2 separate regions of the Homo sapiens genome follow, and region 1 is linked to region 2. The links are chromatin loops, found by intact Hi-C in ENCODE. Cell type or tissue: MCF 10A. All regions are shown on one strand. Links, peaks and the distances in the headings refer to the core of each region. The heading gives the core; the rest is flanking DNA. Region 1 has its middle 52 kb from the start of KCNIP1. Region 2 overlaps KCNIP1 (potassium voltage-gated channel interacting protein 1).

Region 1 (8,335 bases), core at 230-8,229, 70 kb before region 2:
GTTAGTAGTAGTTAGTATAGTTGCCCAGCCTATTGATATTGTTGAATGAGTGGATGGATTGAACTCTCTTAGGCCAGAGTGATCCCCCACTATCACTGCCTGGCAGCATGGAGCAGCTTCAGTTTTTGGACTCAGGGCAATTGCCCTGTTCCAGGAAACCCCAAAATAGAGTTGCCTCATTTCACTTCTACCAGCATGTCTTGTACATCTGCTGTACGCCAGGCCCCGTGTCCTCTTACGCCCACATCCCAGATCCTGCAGGTAGAAGTGCTCACATTGCTGTGCTCCCTTTTCTCTGACCAGCCATGGAGGCCCTGGGGGCTTGGAGGAGTGGCTGCTTACTCCCTGGGGGAAGTGTGGGCTGCAAGCCCCTTGAGTGGGCAGGTTGCCATGGTGATGCTAATGGAGAGACTTGCCTGAGGAATACTGACCACCAAAAGGAACAATTACCAGAGAAGGCCCATTTCTTTAGCAATTTTCAAGAATGGGCAAGATAAAAAGCCACAAGTGAAAAGGCATTGCAAACAAATAATAGTGTATGAGCTGGTCTGGACCCAACAAGGCCTGTTTCCCACCCCTCTTTCCCTCTGGTTGTAGTGAATAAAGCCATACTTTTCAGTGATTTATAACTGTTCAAAAATGACTCGTTTCCATATCTTCTTTCATCTACCCAGCACCCATTATGTACCAAATGCCTAACAGACACTTAAAATATACTCTATAATTATGAAAACAACCCTACAAGGTAATTGTTCCCGTATTACAGATGAGAACACTGAGGCTCAGGGAGTGTAAGGGACCCGTCTAGGGCTACGCAGCTGGGAAGCACATGCAGCACTCTACTTCATGCTTAATTCAAGGAAGCGAATTCTCCTTGTGGGTTAACATCATCACAGTGGCAATTCCAGTGCCTCCATAAGAAAGTGTCCTTGGAAATGAGACACTAGCCCTCTCCTGTCTCATCTGCACAATATCCTATTGCCATCTATTTAGAAGAGAGGTAGTGAGTTGGTTCATTCATTCATTCTCCATTTGTTCATTCATACACATTTATTACACTCAAACTTCTAGGGCAAAACCAGCAAGCCCCGTACTGGACACTTCAGACTCAAAGATAGCAACTTGCTAAGTTACAGGAGCTTCCTCATAATTGCTGAGCTTCTAAGCTCTTTGTCCCAACTCCTGAAAAGTAGCCCTCAACTTCCAAACTGTGCTTCGGGCACTGACATTCCCTGAGCTCCACACACCCTTGGACCACAGTTTTCTGAGGCCCAGATGAGCACAATGTGCAGGGCAGAGCCTGGCACTTCCAGGGCTCCAAGGAGTCCAGAGGAAAATCGGGCAGGTCCTGAATCAGGCTGCTGTAGGTTGAACTCCTGCCCCACTTAGCAGCTGGATGATGTGCAAATTGCTCAGCCTCTCTGTGCTTCAGTTTCCTCACCTATAACCTAGGGCTAAAAATTAGAAGCACCTACTCCATACAGCTATTGTGCTGATACAATACAATAATCCACATAAGGAACTTAGAACAGAACAGTGCCGGCGGTGTATGTTAAATGCTGAGTGGACACCAGTTGGGATTAGAAGTAGCAGCATTGCCAGGTACTCCTGAGCAATGGGTCAGCTAATTCCACTCTACCCTCAGACCCCACCCTCCTTTGCAGTTCCTTCTCCTGCTTTGATAACTAGAAGCAGTCATATAGGGCCTGGGGTCTCTACTTGTAGGAGTTCAGTCAGGGTGGTAGGAAAAATTATAAAAATTATAGAAAGACTCAAACCTTCTTGGAAGGCCGGGAGGTTTTGCAAAAGTTTTGGGAAAGGATTTGGCTGAAGGCAGCTGAATTTTCTCAGAGTAAATAACAAGGAAGTGTAAGGGAATTAATCTAGATAAGTTAGTTTACTTAGGCCTTGAAACATGGCCTTTAATCATCCATGCTCAGGACTGCTCTCTTGGGGGAAAGGATCGCCCGACCCCCCACCCCACCCTCACCCCACCCCCTGCCACCATGTTAATTACCCACAAGTGTGTTGACTCAAAGCCTTTGTCATTAAATCTGTACTGAATATATGCCCACAGCACCAGCTTGTCAAGGCTGCAGCTGCTGACTCTTTACAGCACCCTCCTCGGTGCCTGTGAGTGGCCCAGTCCCTTAGCCGTGCAGCCAGGCAAAAAATCTGTGTCTGCATACATTTTTTCATCCATCACTCAGCCAGGGTCTGCGGGTTGGACCCCGCATCTACTCACAAATCAAGATGTTCAGTTCCGCCACCCACCCCTGTCTGTCTTCCTTTCTCACAGTCACTCTGTAGGTGTATCCTGAAAATGTAAATCAGACCACAGCATTCCCTAGCTGAAAACCCTTCCGTGGCTCCCTATTACTCACCATAGGCTAAATTCCGCCCAGACTCCTCTGAAGGGCTTGCAAGGCCTCCTGTGTTCTAGCTCCTGCCTGCTATCCACCCACACCCCTCATTCCTGCCCCTGTAAACCCCTTGTAGCTCTCACATCTCAAGAATTAAAGATTTGACCCAGTTGCTCCGACCACCTCCGCCCCGATCCCCAGAAACAGTTTCCCCCTTCTCTTTCTCTGGCCAACTTCTATCGGTTTTCAGAATGTCTCCCCTGGCCACGCAGGATCCCTTCCATTTTGAGGCTGATAAAATCCTGCGGATCGCAAGCTGAGCGCTCATCACACCCCATCGTGATTATCTCCCCTGCAAGGCCAGGGGCTTTGAGAGGGTGGGACTGTGGCTGACACGTTCAGTGCTCCAGTCCCATCACCTGACACTTGCCATAGAGAAGGTGCTTAGTATTTAGAAGAGTGTGTGCGATTACCGAGAGCATGGATATGAAGAAGGGGATCACAACCTTGAAAAAGTTTGTTGCTGAGAAAGAGGCAAGCAGCCCCAACTGACGGGAGCTGGCCTGGTCCTCACAGTTTGTCTCCTGTTGAACAATTTCACAGAACATTGACATCAGACAAGGCTATTCTGACTGTGTTGGAGCAAGACAAAATCGAGAGCACTTCGTAGTCATGTCTAAACGCAGATAAAACAAGAACATTGTCTAAACCACAAAAATGACCAGACATCCCGCTTTTTTGGGCTAATGGGAGTAACTGTTTACCAATGTTTATAATGTTGGCCCTGCACTAGTCCTTCTACCTTATAGATAAGATTATAGGTACCCAATTATAGAATGATTCCTACTGCCTGATGGCATCCAATTGAACCCTCCCTAGTCACTTAACACAAGCCCCCATCCTTTTGTAAGTTCTTCGTAACACCCTCTCACAAAGACCCCTCACTGTTCCCCACAGTGCACAATCTCCTTGCTGCAATGAGCCAATAAACCCAGCTCCGTTCAACTGCAGGTGTGTTCCTGGTCTTTGGCTAAAGGGCATTGACACCACCCATTTCCCAGAAACCTGAACTTGCAAAAAAAAAAAAATACCTAATTAAACAATTTCTGCAAGCTAATTGATAGTGAGAAATGTATTTCTGATAGGGAGCATCAGCTGGAGTAGACAACTTTGTACATACTATATGTTTTCCGGACAGTTGCTTCAGCTTCTCCTGCATTGTGTGTGTGTGTGTGTGTGTGTGTGTGTGTGTGTGTGTGTGTGTGTTTGCAGGGGGAAGATGCAAGCTTTGCTGTCCTGGGTGTCCGTGACTGGGCATGTCTCATCTGGAAAGAGATCAGCTAATATTCCTTGAGAAAAAGAATGTTATCACTGGATGATTACATCTGCTTCCAGAGAGGTAAGAGCATGCAGCATGGAGCAGACACTCTCTATCCCAGGAGCTGCCCTGCCCAGGCCTGGGCTGGTGGCTATTGTCATGGAGTGGTAACTGTAAGGCCATCCTCATAAGTCCTGCTGATATCACTCCAATCCATGGACACCCCTGTGACTCCGTCTCCATTCCTCAGGCCTGCTTCCCATGGAAAGACCCAGAGGGAAACGTGGTTGGTGGCATTGGGGACTGAGAACAGAACAAAATTCAGGCTTTGAGTGTGGATTAGAGACGCACTGTGTGGTGCTTGCATCACCTCTGACAGTGGTTGGGTAATGGGCTGAATCACCCAATGGAGACAGAATGCCAACAGATGTTAGTTGAGGAGGATGATTAATCTCCTTCTTCGAAAACTCAGAGAATCTTTATTGGCAACGTTGAAGTCAAGATAGGGCTTCTCCTTAGCAACCGGAAAGCGCCTAGTGTGCATGGCTACAGAATTCAATATGAAACTCAGATGATGAAGGTAGCCATGGGCACCTCTGATTGCCCATTGTAAATTTCTGCCTGGAATGAGGGCTGGGGCCTCATAAATGTCAACAAAAGCTGGTGATGGGTCCAGAGAGGGATGTTAGGCCAGCCTTGATGGATGAGGAAGTTTCATTTAGGGGCTCCTGTCACTTCCCATCTTCAGGCCAAGCTGACATCCATGGCTGTAAAATTGTCACCCTTCTCCTTTGCCTCTCAGGAAAGCAAAACTTCTTTACGACACTTTTAATCAAATCTGTCTTTTGCCACTTCTCTCCCCACCCTGCTCCCTCTGCCTTTATCCTGACAAAGAAGCGAACTGTTACTCTCTGTCAGTTATTTGTCTGAGTAATTTCTTGATGAAATTGCAACTATAATTGAATTTTCTGAAAACCAGGAATTCAAATGAGGCGACAACAGAGGAAACAGCGTGATTAAGGAATTGTTATTCACTCGTTGTACATCATTACCACCCAGAATTCATCGCTGGATCGTTCACAGATGGAGTTGCTGAACTATGATTATATTTTAGAAAATGAAGGGGGAAAAATCTAAAAAGGCAATAAAACATATTAGAAGCCTTCTTGAGGAACAGGATTATTACTGATTAAGTATATTTTGCATGAAAAATGTGCTAGCACTTTGGCAGTTTAAATTATACGTCCGTGCAGTCAACATTTTTGCTGGTCTCAAAATTCTTTGTTAGTTTGGTCTTCTAATCACATTCCTCTTCACCCTCCAAATTGACGACTTGAAAGAACATTAGAAATGATCATTCCTGAAGGAGCATTTGCTCTCAAAATGCATTTACGCTCAGCAGCCATTAAAAGGATATCATCCAGTCACTTAGTTTCTCAATTTAACTTTAAAGGAAAGTTGCCTTATTAGAGAAGTGGCCTCTATTTCAATGTAATGGTCTTTGTCACATCTTCCAATGTGCTGGCTTAGTGCTGAAGGATGGGGAAAGGCAGTTTTCACATATTGCAGCCACCATACCACCAAAGAAAACAGGTGCACTTCCAGGCATCATTTAGCGGGGTACCACATTCCTGGTTCCAGTTTCCTTTTTAGAAAATCTGAAAGTAACTTTGGGGCATATCTTTTAAGGAGTACTCCAACACGACTAGTGGACAGACCCTAAATTAATTGCCAATCAGCTCTGCCTTCTGGTATTTACACCTTTATGTAATAACCTCCACTTGAAGGTAGATGAGATCTGTGACTTGCTTCTAACCAGTGGAATATGGCGGAGGTGGTGGGACGTTACTCCTGTGATTACATTACATCATGTGGCTCCTTTATGATGGAAGATTCATGCTAGAGATTCTCCTTGCTGACTTGACAAAGTATGTAACCATGATGAAGACTTCCACGTGGCAAGGAGCTGTGGGAAGCCCAGGTGCTGAGACTGGCATCCAGCAAACACCCAGCAAGAAACAGACGTCCTTGGTTCTACACATACAGGAAATGAATTCTGCCAACATCCTGAGTAAGGCTGGAACTAGATTCTCCCCAAGTTGAGCCTGACAAGTAAAATACAGACCAGCCAACACCTTGATTGCAGTCTTGTGAGACCTGGGGAAAAGGACACAGCTGAACCGTGTCCATTCTTCTGACCCACAGAAACTGTCACATCATAAAGGTATGTTAGTTGTTACACAGTTTAGAAAACTATTACAGCTGCTCAAGAAGGTTAGCTAGCTCCAGATTTCAATCCATTCACAGGAAAGCAAGCTTTATTCCTAGAAGAATAATTCATGCTTTGCAAAAAGAGGAAAACGTCCTGCAGTTTTAGAAGGTCTTTTCTTTCTCAACACACCCAAATTTCTTTAAAATCCTCAAGAAGTGCATTTGTTTTCATGGTTGACTCGAAGAAGTGAGTATAATTAACTCACAAAAGGTGGGAGGAAGGGACAAATTAAATTTTGGTATGCATACAGGTAGCTTCTTCCAAGTGATAATGAGCAATGTGAAACAAAGAGATTGGCATTAAATGTAATGAAGGACTAGAGGAGTGTACCTAAACCTGAAACAAATTCCAAGAAGTGGCCTTGACCTAAAATGTTTGCATCCTGCCAGAGACCCTTACTTATAAGTCAGGAGATACCTGATGCCCAGGAGAACTGGTTTTTGTACTCTGTCTTACACAGACTAAGAATTAAGAATGCAGGTGAGAAGTTTAGAAAACTTCCTGATGATCATATGAAAAGACATTAAACTTTACCTGGTAAAACTATGAAATGTTGCCTGTAGATTTCTAAGAAAAATGAGTAGGAAGTTGGAAATATTTCAGAATTAAGAATGTTTTTATATAATTAGAACTCTTTAAGCTATGTAATTCTGAAATCTGTGTGACAGACTTCTGTGTAAACATAAAGAACTAGTTATTTTTACAGATTATCTAGTCTGTGTATTCATTTGATGTTTCTATTACTTTTACCCTCACTACAAAGTTCAATGAAGGTTAAAAAAATATTGTTCTTAAAAAAAGAAGAGATAAACCTGGAGTAGCTATTTCAATGTTAGACAAAATGGATTTTAAAACAAAAATGTTAATACAGATAGAAAGGGACATTTTATAATAATAAAAGTATCAAAATATCAGGAAGATACCACAATTATAAACAAATATGCTCCTAAAAATAGAATCTCAAAATACATAAAACAAAAACTGACAAAGTTGAAGGGATAAATAAATAGGCAGCTCAGCAATATTTAGAAACTTCAATACCTCACTTTCAATAATGGATAGAACAACTAGACATAAGATCAACAAGAAAATAGAATATTTTAACAAAGCTATACACCAACTAGGCCTAATGGATATCTATAGAATAATCCACCCAACAACAGAAGTCTTCCTCCTCCTACTTCTCCTCCTCCTCCCCTTCCCCTTCCCCTTCCCCTTCTTCTTCTTCCTTCTTCTCTTTCTCCTTCTCCTTCTTCTTCTTCTTCAACAGGATCTTACTCTGTTGCCCAGGCTAGAGTGCAGTGGTGTGATCATGGCTCACTGCAGCCTCAACTTCCCAGGCTCAGGTGATACATGGGCCTCAGCTTCCCAAAGTGCTGGGATTATAGGCACAAGCCACATGCCTGGCCCACATATTCTTCTTAAGTACACATCAAACATTCTGTAGAATAGACCATATGCTAGGCCACAAAACAAGCTTCGATAATTTAAAAGGACTGAAATTATACACAATCTGTTCCTTGGCCACAAAGAATAAAATTAGAAAGAACTTTTGGAAACTCACAACTATATAGAAATTAACATACCCATAAGTAACCAATTGGTTGAAGAAGAAATCACAAAATAAATGAGAAAATACTTTGAGATGAATGAAAATTAAGACACAACATATAAAAATTTATGCAATATAGCTAAAGCAATGCTTAGAGGGAAATTTATAGCTCCACATACCTACATTAAAAATGGAGAAAGTTACACTGTTGGTGGGACTGTAAATTAGTTCAACCACTGTGGAAGACAATATGGCGATTCCTCAAGGATCTAGAACCAGAAATACCATTTGACCCAGCAATCCCATTACTGGGTATACACCCAAAGGATTATAAATCATTCTACTATAAAGACACATGCATACATATATTTATTGAGGCACTATTTCCAATGGCAAAGACTTGGAACCAACCCAAATGCCCATCAATGATAGACTGGACAAAGAAAATGTGGCACATATACACCATGGAATACTATGCAGCCATAAAAAAGAATGAGTTTATGTCCTTTGCAGGGACATAGATGAAGCTGGAAGCCATCATTCTCAGCAAACTGACACAGGAACAGATAAACAAACACCACATATTCTCACTCATAAGTGGGAGTTGAACAATGAGTACACATGGACACAGGGAGGGGAACATCACACACCGGGGCCTGTCGGAGGGTGGGGGGCAAGTGGAGGGAGAGCATTAGGACAAATACCTCATGCATATGGGGTTTAAAACCTAGATGACAGGTTGATAGGTGCAGCAAACCACCATGGCACATGTATACCTGTGTAACAAACCTGCACATTCTGCACATGTATCCCCAAACTTAGAGTAAAAT
Region 2 (8,335 bases), core at 197-8,196:
AGCACTGGTGAATTTAAGGCAATCATTCCCTTTGTCCAAACTATCTTCTTTGACTAGGCTGCACAGAAGGATTTCCAACCCCCAGAACTTGAATTCCCCCAGGTGTATTTGTCAAAAGTAGGAAAGAATAAGACAAATCAGCCCATGCCTTCAGATTTCTTCTCTTATTCCTGGTTGGTACTTTCAGAATCATTTTAATGTAAGCTGCTTTCTTGACATTTGCATTCCAGCACGTGGCACAGTGCCATGGCTGGTACATCGTCAAGTCTTCAATAAATATTTGTGAAATGAAGGGATGAACTTGCAGAAAGACACAGGCTGTTCTCTTGGATGAACTCATCAGAGTTAAATGTTTCATCTTTGAAGATAACGCGGGGGTTATCAGGCACATCAGAATATACCTGCATTAACACTATTGCCAGCATGAGCAATTCGATAACCTGGCAGGTTGGGAAGATTTCTTGGCACCTACACTGCCCCTGGAAGCCCCCGGATGTCAGCTTGGCCTGGCCCTTGTACCCACCACTTTGCCCTCAGAGGTAGGGTCTGTTCTACTGGGATTCTGTGCTAACTGATCACAGGGAACAGTGGGGAAAATGGCCTCTCCCACCGGCTGCTTCTGGAGAGTCCAAGCCTCCCTCCTCAGTGACCTTGCTGTGCGGCAGGAATGAGAGGCACATCCTGGCTCTGGAGATGTTCTTCTTGGCAGCAAGTCCTCCCCAATGGCAGGAGGGATTACAGAAGTGATTTCAGGTGCCAGTGCCTCCACAGCCCACCCACCCTCTGCTCTAGGCAAGTCAGAGGCACCTGTAGAGCCTCTGTTCTTTGTGTGTGGAAAAGGAATAATCTCGCACCAGCATTATAAGGTTCTCATGGTTTTTAGGGGTGTGGCATATAGTGAGGGCTCCGCTAATGGCAGCAGCTATTAATATTGGTATCATTTATTATTTCCATTACTAGTGGAGACATTGAGCTGATATATGGGTCAATAATGATAGACTAGAGACTTTGTGTGTCTCTTTGGTGGAACATGTGTGGCTTGGATTCACCTTGAATCCCCTGATTCTGGCACTCTGGCCTGAGAGTGTCCTCTGAATGAGTCATGTGGTGCCAGCGGGGTTGTTGAGATAGATAGATGGCCTGCAGGCATTTGGGTTCAAATGCTGTTCTGCTGAATAAGGAATACGATTTGGGGACCAAACACCCTTGGATTTAAATCCCAGACTTGTTTTTCCCTGGTGGTGTGGCCCTAGGGAAGTATTTCTGCTGAGCCTTACTGTCTTCTTGTGTCCAGTAAGGTTAGTAATATTGACCACATTGGCTCTTTGGGAAGAGGATGGAAAATAAAGTGTAAATGGAGCGAGGGAGGGAATTTGTCTCCGAGGCAGCACAGGACAGGAGGTAATGGAAAGACCAAAGTGGTTTTTGGATTAGAGCTGCCTGCAGCCTTTATCTGTCTATGGAGTTGATTTATTATTCTCCCAAATCTTGGAACAAAGTCAAGAAAGGGAGGAAGGAAGGGAGAGAGATGGGTAATAAGAGTATGGAAGAAAATGTAAACATGTAGAGTGCAGACAGCGGCTGCCTGCCCATAGCAAGCCCTCCGCAGAGGGAGAATTAATTGGCTGTTGTCATTTGTATTGTTGTGATTGTTCTTATTGTTGAAAGATGTAGAAGAGAAATCAGGTAGAAAGAATTCAAGCAAAGACAGGGGGTGAGCGAAAGCATGAAGAAATGAACAGAATCTGGGCTGAATTTCTTTAAGGTTATAAAGCACTCTATGCAATCTGAGGCAGGCAGTCCCCAAGCTTCTAGTACCACCCTGCGACTCTACGTGTCAAACAGGAGGAGTTCCTTAAAGGGTGTTTGGTGTGTGCATGTGTGTAGAGGGATGAAGCATGTATACCTCTTTGTATACATCAGACACTGTGCTGGGCACTGCCCTTAAATTATCTCACTTAATTGTCACACAGTCCTATGAAGCAGATGCTGTTATTGTCTCAGTTTTAGAGACAAGAAAACTGAAGCTCAGAGAAAAGAAGTGATGACCAGCCCAAGGTCACATAGCTGCTAAGTGCAGGGACAGCATCAGAACCCAGGCCCGTCTGTGCCCTTAGGTCTCAGAGATTCTACACCTACTACCTAGTATTAGCTCAATCTGACCCTTGGGGAAATTAAGCCCCAGGAAAGCTGTTTCCTTCAGTTGCGCAGCCAACTTGAAGCAATGGTAGACTGAATCCCAGTTCTGACTGCCAGCTCCACAGTCCCTCCCTGGGGCCTCGCACATCATTGGAACTGACAACACAAGAATCTTCCATCTCCTTCCTTCTCTTCCTCCTTTTCTTGGCTGTCATCCAAAACTTTAGGGGAATGCATTATAAACCAACTTGAGAGACAGAGAAAGGCTGTAGGAAGATCCAACTCAAAAACATTTTGGTGTTTGCTTTACCTCCGCCTGAGCGTCCCTGGAGATAAACCCTCCTCACTCTCGCCCACCATTGCTCTGCTATGTCAATTTCAGCAGCCGGACTCTGGGGCTGACATGCATTGCCCCTTCTCAACCCAGACACCACTTCCTTCAGGGAAGGCTCCACATAATGGTGAAGTGCACAGACTCAGAAGCCGGGCAGTGCTGTTCAGAACCTGGTTCTGCCTTTCTCGGGCGTGTGGCCTTGGATAAGTCATCTACTCTCTATGAGCCTCAGATCCTTCGTCTGCAAAACAGAGCTAATGCCTCCCTTCTTGGGTTGCTGTGGGGCTTAATTGAGAAGGTATATGTGAAATGCCTGCTCCATAATAGACACCCGTTTGAGAATTAACGTTTGGGTTGTTACAGTGTGAGCCCATGGGTCTCAGGCAACAGACTTGATAAATACAGGTTCCTCTGCAACCACAATCCTAGTCCTTAGCACAAGCATGACACTGCCTGGCATGTGCTATCCCTCCCATATCCATCAGCCATGGCAGACACAGATCCCTCATTATGAGACTTTTTTATTCTGAGCTAGAATGTGACCTCAGAATCTTTCTTAACACAATGCTTCAAGCAGTCACTACCAGTTGAACATAGTTGACATGGAAGATAGATGAAGTTTATTTGCATTCTAGTTCTCACCAAGTCCATGTTCACTGCTCCATCTGCTCAGTGCAGGCTGTCTCTCTGCTCTGTCTCCCACCTGCTTTTGTGAGTGTATGTTTCTATGTTTGTGTATATGTGTGTTTAAACTCCTCTTCCAGAGTGAAAGACCATTTCAGTCTTTTGTGTGCTGATTTGTAGAAATCATTGAACTTTCAGAATCCCATTTGCAATGTCATGTCTGTGGCTGGGGATCTCCAAGTAACATCAGCTTACGTCTGGGAAGGACAAGGGGAATCAAAGTTAGAAGTCAGGAGAGCAAAATCCACACACAGCATGCACCATCGGCCACCTTTAGGAGTGACACAAGAGATGGTGTTTGAATATAAATTTGAAGTCTTTCCAAAGATTTAACACTCCTTTGGCTGACAACCATAATCTCAAGGAGGTAGGCCTAGGCTAGAGCAATTATACTTTAGGGTAACCCTAGCTGCTATAACAAATAAACCCCAATATTGCAGTAGGCTGAAACATAGAATTGTTTTTATCATTCATATAACTTCTTGATGGGCCAGTAGCCTTCTTCCATGTAGTCACTCAGGGACCTAGCCTCCTTCCATCTTGTTGCTCCCCCAACCCTAAGGCATCCTCTACATCTAGGTGAAAGGGGAGCAGAAAATGTGGTCTCTGGCCCAGGAACAACTCTAGTCTTGGAGAAGCACATGATATAGTATGGAGATCACAGCCAGGCCTGCCACCGGCAGCAATTCAGGGCTGGGCACCAGATCAGCTGGGTGGAGTCCCAGCTGGCCAAGGAGTCTGAGCCCAGGTACTATGTGGTCATCTTGGGCATGGAACAGGGCAGCTCAAGGACCAGAGGTCAGCTGGCAGGGTCCGCACCAAGCCTATCCAGGGAAGCCCTGCCCTGATCATGGACAAGGCCTGTGTAATCCTGATGTCAGCTGCTTCCCTCCCGAGGACAGCCTGCAGCAGATGGTCAGAGCCTGTTGCCATTAAACATTTGAGTGGTTCCACCAGCATCCCGATGAGTCTGGGTTCACCAAGAAACATTATTGTAATGTGCTCCCCAGGCAGCTCTGCCTCAGGGAGAGACAATGCCAGGCATGACAACTTCAGCATTCTTGTTCTGCATGGCAGTTGCATTTCTCATTGTGGTTTATATGTTGGTCACATGATCTGAGCTAATGGGAGTATTCGCCTGACAGATGAGTCCCTTTTGCTGGGTGTGCCAGCAAAATCAGGCTTCCAAGCCCCCAAGGCTCACTGCCAGAGGCTGGGGAATTCGCCAAGGTAAATGCCACCTTGTGAGGTCTTTGGGACACAGCCAGCAGCCTCCCCAGGGCACCATTCCTGTCTCAGCATGAGGCTTCTCTGGCCAGCCCAATGGCATTTGGGAGCCACATCCACACCCCACGGGTCTGGGTCTGTTTCCAGCTGCACTGGGACATTCTGGCAGATTCTCCCTGATCTCTGTAAGGAAGAGTACAGCAGGAAGGAGAGGAAGCAGAAAAAAATTCCAATGCTTAGAGTTTTCCCTCTAAAGAGGACCTCCTGAGCCACTTCTGAACAGGACTTGGAACAAAGGAATCTTGGCGCTTTGATGATCGTGTCTGCAGCAGTTGTTGAAATGAGTCTGACACTCGCCAGTGCCTTAGTAGGAATTATAATTACATCAGGAGACCCCAGGCAACCAAGTAAACTGATTAGCTACTGCTCCGAGTTGATAGATTTTTTTCTCTCTAGGTCATAAATAGGGCTGTGGGAGATGGTGGAAGCATGCTGGTGGGAACAGGTCGAGATGGGCTGTACATTCAGGAAGCCCAACCAAGTGGTGTGGGCAGCTCCCCCTGCCCCACCCTGCCACCGGAAGAGACAGTCTGACAGGTGCCCAAGGTAGAGTTCAGTTCCCTCGGCCAGGGACTGCACTCCTGATCTTGCGTGCTGCAGAGAGCTGTCCTCAGAGCAGGCTGAGGGTGGCTGAACTGCTAGGCGATGCTCTGGGAAGCCCTCCGCCAGGAAAGCCGATGCTTTCTGCCAGGCATAATTATTGCATGGATAATTACACGATTCAGAGCCTGCTGGAGAATCCTGGGCTGGTGCCAGAGTAGAAAGGCAGGGTTCCGGAACTGCAGCCAGTGGCTGATTCTCAGAGTCGACTTTGAAAGAAGAGGGTAATCATTCCTCCTCCTAAGACTCCTACCTGGCTGGGCCAGGACATGGCAAACGTAAAGCTAAGGGAGGCGGGGAGTTGATGAGTTCTCTCCTCCACCCACTCCCTTACAGGAGGGGGTCCCCAGAGTTCTGACCTAATCCCTCTTCTTTACTCCCTGCACGTGTCACCTCCCTGGGACAATCCACCCCTGCCCATTAGCACATATATGCGGATGACACCAAGTGTCTTTCCAGCCAGGCATCTGCAAATGCATGCTGGGCATCTCCCTCACGTGTCTCCTCCAGCCCATTGCACTCCAGCCTGAGCCATTCTCCTCCTACCCCAGTCTGCCTCTCAGTCCATATTCTCTTCCCAGCCAGACATACCTAACCTCCCAGACCTCCACTAGGAACCCAGGAGTCCTAACCTGCTAGTCCTTTCCCACTCCCTGTGCACCATCCGAAGCCAGGTCATGTCAGTTCTACAGCAGATGTGTCTTGGCTCCTGCCTGTTCTCCCAGCACCACCCCCCAGTCCTCCGGCACAGCCCAGGTCTGGGCTCCATGGTCTGCCCTGGCTTTCTTGTGGTGGCCTCCTCCCTGGCCTCCCCACCCTCATCCCCTGGGGACCAGCCTCCCACTGCCTCCAGATCCAATGTCTTCCAGTAAATCTGTCTACACATTCCCAAGGTTGGAGTCCTTCCATGGTTTCCTTCACTCTCAGCACCAACTTGGCCCCTTCTGACTGTCCTGAAGACCCTTCCCAAGCTGCCAACGCTCCAGCACTGCATCCCCTGCCCTGCTTGTGACACCCAACCCTATCAGATGCCACATGCACTTCTCCCAGTTGTCCAATGTGGCTTTGCCAAGCCTGAGCATACATGTGTGGAAGGGAGGAATGCAAGGGTGAATGTTCTGGACTCTGGAGCTACACTGTGTGGGTTTCAATCTTAGCTCTGTCACTTGCTAGCTGTGTGACCCAGGACAAGTCACTTGGCCCCTCTGTTATTCTTTCTTCCCATCTATAATGTAGAAATAATAGTAATAACAGAACCCATCCATGGGGTTGTTGGGAGGATTCAATGACATATTCATGTAAAAGACTCAGAGCATGACCAGTGCACAGTGGCCATCTTATCAAGTGCCTGCTGCCTGTCCCAAGATGGAAACACAAAATGTGAAATCCAAGTGTGGGTGGTGGAGGGGTGGTATGGGGCGGGGCGGGAATTCAGTTTAAACTAGTTCATGCCTTCATTTTACAGAGGGAGAAACAGGTCCTGAGAGAGGAGGGACCTTACCCATGGCCACCCCAGGACCCAGCCCAGTGTTCTTGGTTCTGAGGCCCGGCTGCCCTGGCATGGAGCAGACAGCTCCCTCTGGGTGGTCAAGTTCCCTGAGTTCTTTGAGGGCTGACTAGTGGTGAGAGGGATTCCTCCCCACCAAACCCCTGACTCTGAGAAGTGGGTTGGAGCAGGAGAAGAAAAGTGTGCAACTCAGCTCAGCTTTCCAGGGTAAACCGATGAGAGGACATTTGACGGTGGCAGCGTTAGGAGGGGACTTCTGCACAAGGCCGGGGAAACTTTGCCTAAGATTTAGGCCCTGGGCTCAGCCTGATGCACCCCATTTACTGGGTGCCTGCTCTGAGACCAGGATACGTGGAAAGAACCCACGCCTGGGAGCCAGCTGTCCTGGGCTTTGGAAATAGCTGTGTCCGTAGGTGAGACCTTGTCTCTGCAGGCCTCTAGCAGAGGGGCTAAGAGCATGCGCTCTGCAGGCTGCCTGGGTCCTCACCCCTACTCCCGCACTTAGTAGCCCTTGGTGACTTAACCTTCCTGAGCCTCAGTTTTCTCTTCTGTAAATGGAAGATCATAATGATACCTGCCCCATAGAGTTGTGTGGATAAGCGATAGAATCTGCATTAAAGCATTTAGGTAGTGCCTGAGATTTAGCAAAGGCTCAATCAACATTTAAAAATGGCAAGAACCAAGCACTATCATGCAGGTAGGGCACCCATCTTTGTGCATAATCCCTTTGCCTTCCCTCCCTAGAATGCAGAGGAAGGAAGACCTCTGTGAGAACCCTACATACATCTTTGCCAATTGGCAGTTTTTCCTCTAGTTAATTTGGGAGCCTGTGACCTTTACCGCCGTGTGATTCTCTGACTCAGACTGCAGTGTTGCAGTGCCAGCCAAACATGGTGACAAGCCCCTTCCCAGGCAACTGAGGACAGGCAGGAGTGTTCTGGAATCTTCTCCTGGAGTGGGAGTAAGGGTGGGCAGAGCCATGTGATGCTGCACTGTCCACCTGGTTGAAGGAAGTAATTCCAGACTCTGTCTCTGACATCTCTATTAGCCAAGGGTGAGGGTGTTAGTTCGGGTCATGTTAGCTGCGCCTCCCACCCTGCATCCTGGGCCCAGAAACCACACCCCTGTGCAGGGCTTCTGTGTCAGAGTCACCAGGGAAATGGGCTGCTGAGGATGCCAGCACCAACCAGGCTGCTGTCCTGGGGCGACATGTCTGCCATCTTACAACCTCCCTTCCAATATTCACCATGTGCCAGCTCCAGCTCAGTCACTGAGCCTCACATCGCTGGACCCCACTGTGTGCTCAGGGTCATCAGGCACTTTCGCCTGTGGCTGGGATTGAGACCTGGCTCCTCCACCTTGCACTTGTGTGACCTGGCCATGCTCATGTCACCCTCCTGGGCACCCCAATACCCTCATTTGTAAAGTTCAACCTACATGCTGTGACTGTGAAGTGAGAAAGCAGTCAGCAGTGCTTAGAACAGTGCCTGGCTCCTACTACACACTCAATAATGCCAGCTATGTTGTCAATATCAACTCTACGCAGTAGCCCATTTCTGTAGATGAAGAAAGGGAGGCTACAGGAAGGGAAGGCATGTGCCTGGGGTGGATTCGAACTCAGGCCTGTCGGGTTCCAGTCTGGGCTTTTCTGCTCTTTCCAGGCCATATTGGAACTGCCATTAGAGGGACTCATTCATTCCCATACATGTCAAATATGCACTGCACCCAGATTACATCCATCTTTAATTGAAGACCTATCCTTCTGGGCTTTGGAGATTTGCTGG

What was found. Peaks named below come from ENCODE experiments on the same cell type or tissue, not always from the same donor. Only the 100,000 strongest peaks of a DNase experiment are listed, where the experiment ranks them.
Region 1: a loop joins it to region 2, with 5 times the contacts of the local background. A loop is called at or near these places in 3 of 110 quality-filtered maps.

The regions. Positions count from the first base shown.
Region 1 is chr5:170,448,142-170,456,476 of GRCh38, forward strand. It overlaps a transcript of KCNIP1 not described here. Among named protein-coding and RNA genes, the nearest start is that of KCNIP1, 52 kb to the right of the region's middle. In MCF 10A, for the core only: no CTCF peak of the experiment used is centred there; a DNase peak (open chromatin) is centred at 4,080.
Region 2 is chr5:170,518,228-170,526,562 of GRCh38, forward strand. All of the region lies in intron 1 of KCNIP1 (potassium voltage-gated channel interacting protein 1), which reads left to right. Among named protein-coding and RNA genes, the nearest start is that of KCNIP1, 18 kb to the left of the region's middle. In MCF 10A, for the core only: no CTCF peak of the experiment used is centred there; a DNase peak (open chromatin) is centred at 4,264.